2 separate regions of the Homo sapiens genome follow, and region 2 is linked to region 1. The links are chromatin loops, found by intact Hi-C in ENCODE. Cell type or tissue: ovary. All regions are shown on one strand. Each heading gives the region's core, and the rest is flanking DNA. Links, peaks and the distances in the headings are about the cores only.

Region 1 (5,380 bases), core at 131-5,130:
GATCAGCTCTCCTTTCCCCCTCCTTACTCCATTCCTTATTCCTCTAAACAATCAACTTTTTTTTAATGGACTCATTTAACACCATGGTTTTTCCGAAGTAAAAAATAGTAAAAATGGGATTGATGGTGAGGATACCCATAATTCCTTGCACAATGGTCAATCTGAAGGTGGCCAAAAACCAAACTGCTAAGTAGTGGCCATTAACCAAACAGAGCTTCCTCAGTAGTCCTGATGCTAATTTTTTTTTCTAGAACCTAAAGTTACTATAATTTCATAATTCTAGTTTTTAAATTTTAGTTGTGGTACTATCTGCTGTGATCATCCCAGCCGCACTATCTCTCATCTAGAAAACTGCTACAGCTTCTAGCCGGTCCACTCTTCGCCTGTTCATCTCCACATCAGATCTTTCTAAACTAAAAATCAGATCATGTCACTCCCCTGACTAAAACTCTTCAATGGTCTTCTGCTGCATGTAGAATGCCAAGTCTCTTCCCATGGCACACAGGGCTCCAGATGATCCAGCCTCCACCTGGGTCTCCAGTGTCATTTCTTACCATCCTGACACCTCACTCACTCCAGCCACACTGACCCTCTATCAGTTCCTCCAGTCCCTAAATTCATTCGTGCCTTAGGAGATGTGAACTTGGTTGTGTCTCTTGCTGGAATGCAGTTTGCAAGGCTGCATGAGAGCAACTTCTCCTTATTCAAATATCGGCCTGCACATATGTGGAAATAACGAGATGAATATAAATGGTTCCTTTCCTCAATGAGCTTACAATCTAAAAGGGGGAAGAAGCATGGAAGTAAAGAATTACATGTTAATTTAGCATGCAAATAAAGACTTGAATAAACTGTTACTGGCCTAAGGAAGACAGAGCAACTAACTGCACCTAGGAGGTCACAGTTTCAGAGAGGGCTCAAAAGATGAATAAGGAGGAGCTCCTCTTTAGAGAGAGGGTGAAAGGGATATGAGGGAGGGGCAGCTTCGGTAGAAGGCATAACTCAAAGGAATAGTGATAGAAGAGCATTATGGTATGTTTGAGAAGATGTAAGTGCCTCACTTTGGCATGAGATGAGGCCGGAAAGGCACAGAGGGGCACGATCATCAAGGACCCTGCAGGCTCTGTGAAAGAATCTAAACATCCTTCTACAGAGGAAACTGTGCTTATGAATTCCATGGAGGAGTTTCAGGGGAAGGGGAAGGAGGCAGAGAACCCCTCTGTCCCACCTCAACCAGAAAGGCTCAACTTTTATCTGTTTTAATATTGGGATTCCAACTGAGAGTTCATGCTTTAAAAACTTTGAAACCTACATCTGAAGCTCAGGTCTGCTGCGGATGCTCCTGGGAAAAGGACCTGTGCTTCACTTAATCACACAGAGAATGCTCAGGAATGTGTTGGGATTGCTTTGTACCAAGTGAATAGGCAGGCACATGGCCAGAGCCTCCAGACAGATGGGAGGGGCAGCCAAGAACAAGAGAAGGCACATGGAGGATTCAAATGTACTGACGCTGTGTTCATTCTTAAACTGAATGGGAATATACAAGTATTTGCTTTATGAGACTTAATGCACACACATTATATATAGTGGTGTGTATGCAATTTCTCATAACTAAAAAGCACATACACAAACAGGTATATGTCAATTTCTGCAGCAACAGACACATTTAACTGATTAAATTCCCCCTTAAGTCAAAGGGCTTGGCAGTAATGGTCAAATAACATTCTCGGACATAACTGCTTTGAAAATCTGTTTCAAACTAATGACAGCAAACCACACCTTTATATAACTTCTTCTGAACTTGCAAAACCTGACTCCAAACTTGCCTGTGACAATGATCCCCAAGGAAGCCCCACTAAGCATAAATTCACAGAGTCCTGAATAGTTTTCAGGGCAAGAGCTTCCAATGGTTTAACTTTAAACTGCCAGTTAATAAAGATATTTGTATATGCATAGAGTGTCTCTGGAAGGATAGAGGACAGTATAGGAAAAGTGACTTTCTGGAAAGGAGAACTGGGGAACTGAGTCAGAGGGAAAAGAGGGTCAGAGGTGGGTCACTTTTCACTGCAAATCTTTTTGTTTAAAATTCTTTTTGCTATGCTATTTTTTTAAATGTTTACTAAGAATGACTTCTGCTATTTTACAATATTTATTATTTTTACTGCTAACATTACTTTTTAAAAATCATAACACTTTTAAAAAAATTAAAGATATTTGTTTAAATTGGTAAAATAAATGAATAACCATCAGAATAACAAAAGAAGTGTCTTGGGCTTTGCAAAATTTCATTCTAGGCCAGTGGTATCATTCACAGATACATATCTCCTGGGAAAATTCCAGGGGACTCAGAAAGTAGTGTCCCTAATTAGGAGCATGCTAGTGCTTTATACACCCATATCCCTAAGTTACCATATCTTTAGTTATTAAGGAAACTTGGCATCCTCTTTCCATCAACCATACCATCATCCCTCTGTGACAACCACAAAGACTGATCTCATAAGTAGAATTGTCACCAACAACATAGACTCTAAATTCCTAAAAGATGATTTGGCTGACACATCATTCCCTAACTTGGTATCTTCCATTAACCACATCACATCTCACTGTAGTGACCTCACTGCTTTCAGAGGGAGCCATTCAAATAGCCTAAGTACAAGAGTGAGAAGATCATATTTGTGTGTTGAAATAATTTTATTAGCACTGTGGAAGATGAATGGAGTTGGGGTGAAGCTAAGAACAGAGACACTTGTTAGGAGGTTACACTGAAGTTGAAGGCCTGTGCTCTAACAGTTACACTGGAAGTAAATTAGAGATATATTTAGGAAGTGGCACAGGCAGGATTTGATGATTTGATGAACCTGATGTGTAGAGTGAAGGAACAGAAAGAGTCTGGAGTGACATAGAGGTTCGTAGCTCAGCAGCATGGGTAGATGGCACTGTTAACTGATTAAGACAGCAAATGAAGAAAGAATATCAGAATTCAAAGGGGGCTTTAAAGTAAACTATTTTAGAACATGTAATTAATTGATTCATTACTACAACAAATATGTGATGAACATTATATCTGGGGCATCTTATTAGTTGCTAAGTTTAGTAAGATGAACAAGAAAGATACAGTCTCTGTCCTCATGAAGCTTCAAGTCTACTGTGAAAATGAAGGGACCTCTGCTGCTTGCAGCATACTGGGTTGGATTCTCTGAGGAGTCTGGTTACTACAATATGACTAGATTCTGGATAAAACATATTAAAAATGAGGTGAAGCCATGGTAGGGAGTAGGGAGCAATAAGCAAACCCAAATGGCAGAGTTGCCCTGAGAATAAATACTGATATCAGCTTAGGGACCTGGAGACTAAATCAGAGTTCAGTGACAAGATGAAGGATGTGAACTTGAAACTCATAATCCTCAGAATCATGTAAGAAGACTTAGAAGTTCCAGGTCAGCACTATTCCCTGAAAAAGAAAATACATATCCCCAAAAGAAAGTATCCCTAGAATAACACCCAGGATCAGAGCTCAATTAAATATGAGTTCATAAACAAAGATCACTAAACTCACAAGGAACCAATCTATCTTGAGTAAGAGTAATCAAAAACAACTAACTCAGCAGCTTTAGAACATTAGATACTGGAATTACTATATTTCACTGATTGGAATTTTTTTTTTTTTTTTTTTTACTTTTGTATCCCATCCTGAACATGGGATACATCTTAGCACTGTGTCATAATTTAACTGGTGATGTGTTTTATTTCTTAGTGGAAATAAAAATAGTGGTCCACCTGATAATTAATGGCATATTAGATTCTAGATGCTAAAATACAGTTATCAAATATGGAATTAAAAAAAGCTATGTAAATCTATGAAGAAATAAAAAAAACACACAAAATAAGATGATCAAAGTGACCACAAAATCATTCTTCTAACTCTTCTGAATGTTTCAGAATTTTCATCATAAAATGCAAAACCAATAAATTACCAAAAATATGTGAAAAAGACTTCTATAAAAGTAAACAACAAAAAACTCAATTACTGAACATGGCTGAATAGAAAATGAACTAAGAGCTAAATTAGAAAAACAATCGCACAGAATGCAGTAAAGGAACAAAGATAATAGAAAAAAGAGAACAGAAAAAAGGGAGAATAGGCAACACTTGAAGAGATAATAGCTGAGAATTTTTCTGAACTGATTAAAGACATTAATCCTTGGGTAGCAGGAACACGCACATACCAAGCAAAAAAAAAATAAAAGAAATTCACACCAAGGCATATCATAAAGAAAACTGCAGAATAACAAAAGCCAAAAGAATATCTTAAAAGTACCTAGAGAGATAAGACAGAACACCTGTGAAGGAACTACAATGGTTCTGTGCCATTCAAGGTACGGTATACATCATTCATCTAATCCCATAACAATCCTATAAGGTACATGGCATGAACCCCATTTTTACAGACAGGGAACCTGAGGCAGAAGGAGGTGAAATATTTGCCTAAAGTAAAAAAATAAAAACAAACAAATAAACTAGTAAATGATGGGAGATAATAAATATCTCCACCACCAAATGGTGACACATAATAAATATCAATCTAGAATTGTACATCTAACAAAATTCTCACTCTAAAGGCCTAAACTTAAGAGCTAAAACTATAAAACTTTTAGAAGAAAACATTGGGGAAATCAAGACACTGAATTTGGTTATAATTCATGAATATGACACCAAAAGCACTGGCAACAGGAGAAAATAATAGACAAATAGGACTCTTTCAAAATTAAGAACTGTTGTACATCAAAAGACACTGTCAAAAAAGTGAAAAAACAACCTATAGAATGGGAGAAAATAATTGCAAATCATATATCTGATATATGTATGTATCCAGAATATACCAAGAACTCCTACAACTCAACAACAACAAGAAAAAAAATTTTTAAATGGGCAAAGGACTTGAATAGACATTTCTTCAAAGAAGGTGTATAAATGACCAATAGGCACATAAAAAGATGTTCAACATAATCAGTTTTTAGGGAAATGCAAATCAAAGTAGTAAAAAGGATACTTGTTTACAGTATGAGAGCTGAAACAAGAAGGCAGAACATTGCCTTGTTAGACTGCAAGTAGGAATGTGTAGTGACTCAAATTTTTTGCAGTTCTGCATATGCCTGCAAATGGCCAATAAAATGCCGCTGAGTACAGATTTGGAGGTTGAAAATACATTTTAGCAAGTAGACAAATTTGCAAATATGCATAATGTGGCTCAACTGTATAAACTGGATGAAATATTAGATAAAACAACTACTTGAAATTCATTGAAAGAGTATCAGGAAGCAGAAAGAAACTGAGGAAAAGGAATGCTTATCAAAAGCAAATGGTTCTGAGTGAGTTTCCT
Region 2 (5,380 bases), core at 186-5,185, 350 kb before region 1:
ATTGAGTCCATGCCGTTAGTCCTAGGCAGATGTCCCTCTAGTTGTTTAATATTGATTGACTACCCACAGTGGGACTCTTAGATTAAGCACACAAAATGGGCTCTGCCCTTTAGGAGTTTTTATTTACCCAAGAGCAGGAATGTGGGTCAGACCTATTTGCATCTCGCTGACTTGGAATCCCATCCAAACACCTCTTGGGAAAACCCAGCGCTTTGGGTGGCAATGTTGTAATGTGGTGAAAGAACCCGGACTGAGAATCGGAAAACCTGGTTTTTAGCCCTGACTCACTGTGTGAGTCTCAGAAGCTGATCATTTGTCAAATTCCTTGAAACCCTTCTGGCAACCAATTTTTTGTATCTAACAGGAAAACCCGAAGCTGAAAGACTCTAGTTTGAATTTTAACTCTGGGTGTACAGGGATAAATCACTTGCCGTCTTTGAGCACCGATTTTTCTCAACTGTAATGAGCATAATTATACCTACTTTGCAGTCAGTTGGAAGGGTTAAAAGAGATGGCTGTCAAAGTGGCCAGCAAGGCGGACCTGGCATGGAGTAGCCACTAAAATGTTAGCTGAACTGGAATGAAAAATGCAACCTTCCTTAGAAAGATGTGAAGATTCAGGGCTAAACATCTTGCTGTTCCTATGGATGCACAAATGCATGAGTTTTGTTGTTGCTGCTGTTGTTTTTAACAACAGCAAAGTGATTCCATTGTGCTGCTTTGGTCTTTAGACTTCAAAGTTAACATTTTAACACTGACATGCTGTAAGACAGTTTTCGGGTAGTGACTGTTATGTGTATGTGTGTGTAAATAGGAATCTAAAACACTCTTTCAGCACCCCCTTCCCATATCAATGCCTTTGCAATTAAGTTTATTGAGATTCACATGTCAGAGGAAATATATTCTCACAACCTTTCTTCCCACCACCTCCTTTTGCAGTAAGGCATTAATTTACTTACCAACATTTGATTAAACTCTTAAGGTTCAACCCTAGGAGGAGGTGGCGGTGGACAAAGGATTATTGTCATTCATCATCAACACATTTTAGTCTTCCCCTTGAGTTGCCTATGAAGGATTAGCATTTCCCTGAAAGGAGGAGGACAGAATAAATTGCGTCTACCGCCAAAGAACTGCCAGCTCCTTTCAGCTGGGGGCACATACCGGGAGCTTTTCCCATATTAGTCAGCTTTATCTCAACTTTTGGGCAGTGCCTACATCTGAATTTCATGGGTTTCAGGGTCAGTCAAAACAGAATTGTAGGGCTGTTGAGGTCAGAGGCCACCTCTGTCAAAGGGTAGTGACCTTAACAGCAAGAGGTAGCCAGTCTCCTCCGTGCTCCCTCCTCCCCCACCCCAGTGACTTCATTCCAGTGAATGCTTGGCTCATTGCACGCCCCCCTGCAGAGCTTTTTTTTTCGACCTGGTAATAAAAATCCTCTGTGACCTGGTATTTTTTTTTCGTTATTATTGATTTTCTTTTATTCCTGTTTCTCTATAGAATAACCAAATCTCAGTCATAGATAATGCACTGGTTTGTTTGTACGTTGGGAAATGACAGAGGGAAAGGTAGTCTGCTATTTATTTACAGTGAGCAGAATGCCACCTCTGGTTTAGGGGAAGATCTGGTGCCCAGCTTAGAAACTGCCTGCAGTTCGTGAGCACAAAAATTTTCCAGAACTTCTGAAACTCTCTTCCACCCCAGTAGGTTCTATTACCACAGTCAAGGTTGATTTTTAAAACTGCAAAACTGCTTAGGAGAGGGGAATGGAAGTTAGGATAGGGGTGGGAAGGTGGGAAGAAAAGTAGGAAGGAGGAAGAGTGTGCTTTAGTAGAAAAAGCACAGACAGGCTCTGGAGTAGTATTTCTTTTATTGTGTTTTAAAAATTAATATATAGAGAGAGACAGAGTCTCACTATGTTGCCATGGTCTTAAACTCCTGGCCTCAAGTGATCTTTCCACCTTGGCCTCCCAAAGTGCTGTGATTGTAGGTCTGAGCCACTGTGCCTGGAGTAATTTTCAGATCCCAGCTCTGCCACTTAAACTGTAACCATCAGCAAGGCATTAAGCTGCTCATAGTCTCCATTTCTTCACCTGTAAACAGAAGCGATTATGCCACTGGTATTGCAGGGAACTTGTGAGAAGCAGACATGGTGAGTCTAATGTGCCTGATACAGAGAAGACTCCAATAAATGGGAGACTCCGTGGATTAAGGCAGATCTATTTCAGAAATATGCCCCTGAGTGTGAGGTGAGGAGGAAAGAGTGTTGCAGACTTCTCATTTAAAGATCATCCTTCTGCCTCAACTATATTTTGGTTCTTAAGACATCTTGCAGTTTATTGTTTCTGAGAGGTGTAGCATATGCCAAGACCTTCTAGATACCGTCCCTCACGGGCACAGTTTGATAGTTCCTTAAGAATTCACTCTTTTAAACTTCACTCAGAGGCTTTTCTTTTCTAGGAGGAGACTTATAAATACCAAATATCAGCACTTCAGCTCTTTCTGAGTCTGATTCTCTTACCCCTGCTGTCACGGTCAGACCTCATTATTTTTCATAATAGATTTTAAACAGCTGGTTTTTAGCTCTTGAGGCATTTATGATGAGAAAGGGAGGCATATAACTGGGGAGTCCTATTTCTCCCGCCCACCAATTCTCTTCACCCACACTCCTTTCCTAGCAACAGCTCTTTCTTCATCTCTTGTGGCCCACGTCTTCCGTCCCACCTACACCAGCAGCAGCAAAATATGGGGGTGAGAGGGCGGCGGCGGGGTTGGGGGAGGTTGAGACACAGGAGGGGGATTGGGGGAAGAGCTTCAGGGAGGAGGCTGGTGAAGCACAAAAGGTTCTGACCTCCTTGGAACAAGAGGAAGCCCCAAGCACTGTGTCCAAGCTGGCTTAGCTTGGGAGGCTGCCAAGGAACTGAAGCAGAGAAGTTCCAGGTTAGAAGGGCAGGCAGCAAAGTGGTAGGGAGGTGGGGGTGGCTGAAGGGCGAACAGAACAGCGCAGTTTAGGGAAAGGTTTGTCAGCTAAGGGAAAACTATGCACAGTGTAGGTTACTGTGGAGTGTCACTACTTGCACAGAGCATGGTTCTCCACTCTGGACAGACAACACTGCAAGAGAGAAACCTGGGCCACATGTTCAGGGAATAGTAGTCCCTGAAGTTTAGAACTTGAGGGTGGAAGGGATCACGTTTCTTAACCTTGACTGCATATTGAATCACCTGGGGAGCTTAGAAAAATACTGATGCCTGGGTCACATTCCAAGTCATTATTTATTGTGGGTGGGACCTATGCATCAGTATTTTTATCTTTACTAATTTATTGAGACAGGTCTCTGTCACCCAGCCTGAAGTGCAGTGGCCCATTCATAGCTCACTGTAAGCCCAAATACCCGGTCTCAAGTGTTCCTCCCACTTTAGCCTCCTGAGTAGCTAGGACCGCAGGTGCATGTCACCACAACTGGCTAATTTTTAAATTTTTTGTAGGGATAGGGTCTCACTATATTGCCCAGGGTGGTCTCAAACTCCTGGCCTCAAGTGATCCTCCTACCTCGGCCTCCCAAAGTGCTGGGATTACAGGTGTGAGCCACTGCACCTGGCTTATACTCAGTATTTTTAAAAAGTTGACCAGGGAACTCTAATGGCGCCAGGGTTGAGAGCCACTGACATCCAATCCTACTTTAGAGCAGGAATGCCCCCTCTACAACAACTTTGGTGAAACCAGAATTTGACCTCAGTTCTCCCTCACTTCAAAGTCGCAAATGGGCCAATTTTTTAAAAGCTTATATTGATGATGATTTGCATACTTAAGGCTCTTGCCCGAGTCTGAATTCTATGCCTCTGCTCTCACTAGACTTCAGAGAGCTTTCCCCTAGGCTTCAGAAGACCTATGGCAACCCTTCCCCAAGTCTCTTCCACTGTAATAATGGGGGTATTTATGCTATCCCTCTTCCTAGGATTTAATTTATATTCTTTTTTTTTCTTTTTTGGTTTTTTTTTTTTTTTTTTTTTTTTTTTTTGAGACAGGGTATCACTGTCACCCCAGCTGGAGTGTAGTGGCGCAATCTTAGCTCACTGCATCCTCCCACCTCAGCCTCCCAAGTAGCTGGGACTACAGGCATGCACCACCACACCTAGCTAATTGTTGCATTTTTTGTAGAGGCACCTGGTCGCCCAGGCTGGTCTCAAACTCCTGAGCTCAAGCTCAAGTGATCTACCCACCTCAGCCTCCCAGAATGCTAGGATTACAGGCGTGAGCCACCATGCCCAGCCTTAATTTTTTCTAATCTTGCAAGTCTGCCTTTAAACAGTGCAAGAGGTTGGGACAAAATAACTGTTTTTGCTGTCTTTCCTTCTCTAGATTCACTTCAGACATTTTGACTTTACTTTAAAGCAAATATTAAGGCCAGTTTTGAAGAGAGAGGAAAATTGCCAAACACTACTATCCAGAGTTGTGTAAGGGAGGATGGGGGTTGGACTCATGAGCCTCACTCTGTGTTATAGCACCAGCTGGTGGAGCCAGTGCCTTCTCTCCTGTGGCTCCCTGCCTGAATCACTGCCCAGCTGCCAGTCTACTCCGTTTTTTGTTTTCCCTAAGCGGCCCGTCCATCCTCCTCATCCAGATCTGCCAGCCCTGGTCCATCAGTGCAGACTGTAAGTTGGAATGTCATAATCATGTAACACAACTGCTTGAGGTCCAGAGTGGGGAGGTGAACCATTCAAGGTCACATGGCAGTTTCCACAACTCCCCCTGGCCCCCCCACTGCCATTTAGGTTGGGCTTACTCGATGGCAAACATTTTGGGTTGGTCTGTGCCTGGGTTTCAGTCTCAGAGGGGCCACAAATTCTCTTTCTACCCAGAGCTGGGGTGTACTAGAGGCCTGACAAAGGACACAGCAGGATGGAATCTGAGGACACCACAGGCCTGCAATGTGGGTGAGCCATCCTGGCTGCTCTTCATGACTTCAACCAGTTTCAAGCTGGCAGAGTTCTTTTCAGAAAAAGCCCTAAGAGGGGAGGGTCCCTTTATTGCCAAGATTCTTCTGTTCTTCCCCTGACAAGTGACTGGCCCCACTCCCAGCTGCCAACCTTGCCCAAATTTCCCATTCTGGTGACTGGCTGGGAGCTATCAGAGGGAAAGAAGGTGCATTTGAGTCATGTGCTCACAGCAGCTGTTGCCTTTTCCTATTCAGATCTTTCCCAGTTCTGAAGTTGAAAGTTTTAAAACAATTGGGAACATAGGTACTGCTCGGTTCCCAAGAGGTAGGCACCTTGTGCTCTGGAGAGAAGGCCCAGTGGTCTTTTGCCTTCATCTGAAGCTGCCTTCTTTTCCAGGGTGCTAATGATGCCTAGGTCTTGGTTGTGCTAAGAAAGGGAGGCACAC

Evidence for each region. Hi-C counts contacts between places; a loop is a spot of excess contacts. Peaks named below come from ENCODE experiments on the same cell type or tissue, not always from the same donor. Only the 100,000 strongest peaks of a DNase experiment are listed, where the experiment ranks them.
Region 2: a loop joins it to region 1, with 2.3 times the contacts of the local background. A loop is called at or near these places in 1 of 110 quality-filtered maps.

The regions. Positions count from the first base shown.
Region 1 is chr12:106,412,516-106,417,895 of GRCh38, reverse strand. All of the region lies in intron 12 of POLR3B (RNA polymerase III subunit B), which reads right to left. Among named protein-coding and RNA genes, the nearest start is that of POLR3B, 57 kb to the right of the region's middle. In ovary, for the core only: no CTCF peak of the experiment used is centred there; no DNase peak of the experiment used is centred there.
Region 2 is chr12:106,764,066-106,769,445 of GRCh38, reverse strand. The region is part of intron 1 of LOC100287944 (a long non-coding RNA gene); the gene reads left to right. Among named protein-coding and RNA genes, the nearest start is that of RIC8B, 7.9 kb to the left of the region's middle. In ovary, for the core only: no CTCF peak of the experiment used is centred there; DNase peaks (open chromatin) are centred at 2,895 and 4,525; H3K27ac peaks cover 1,301 bases.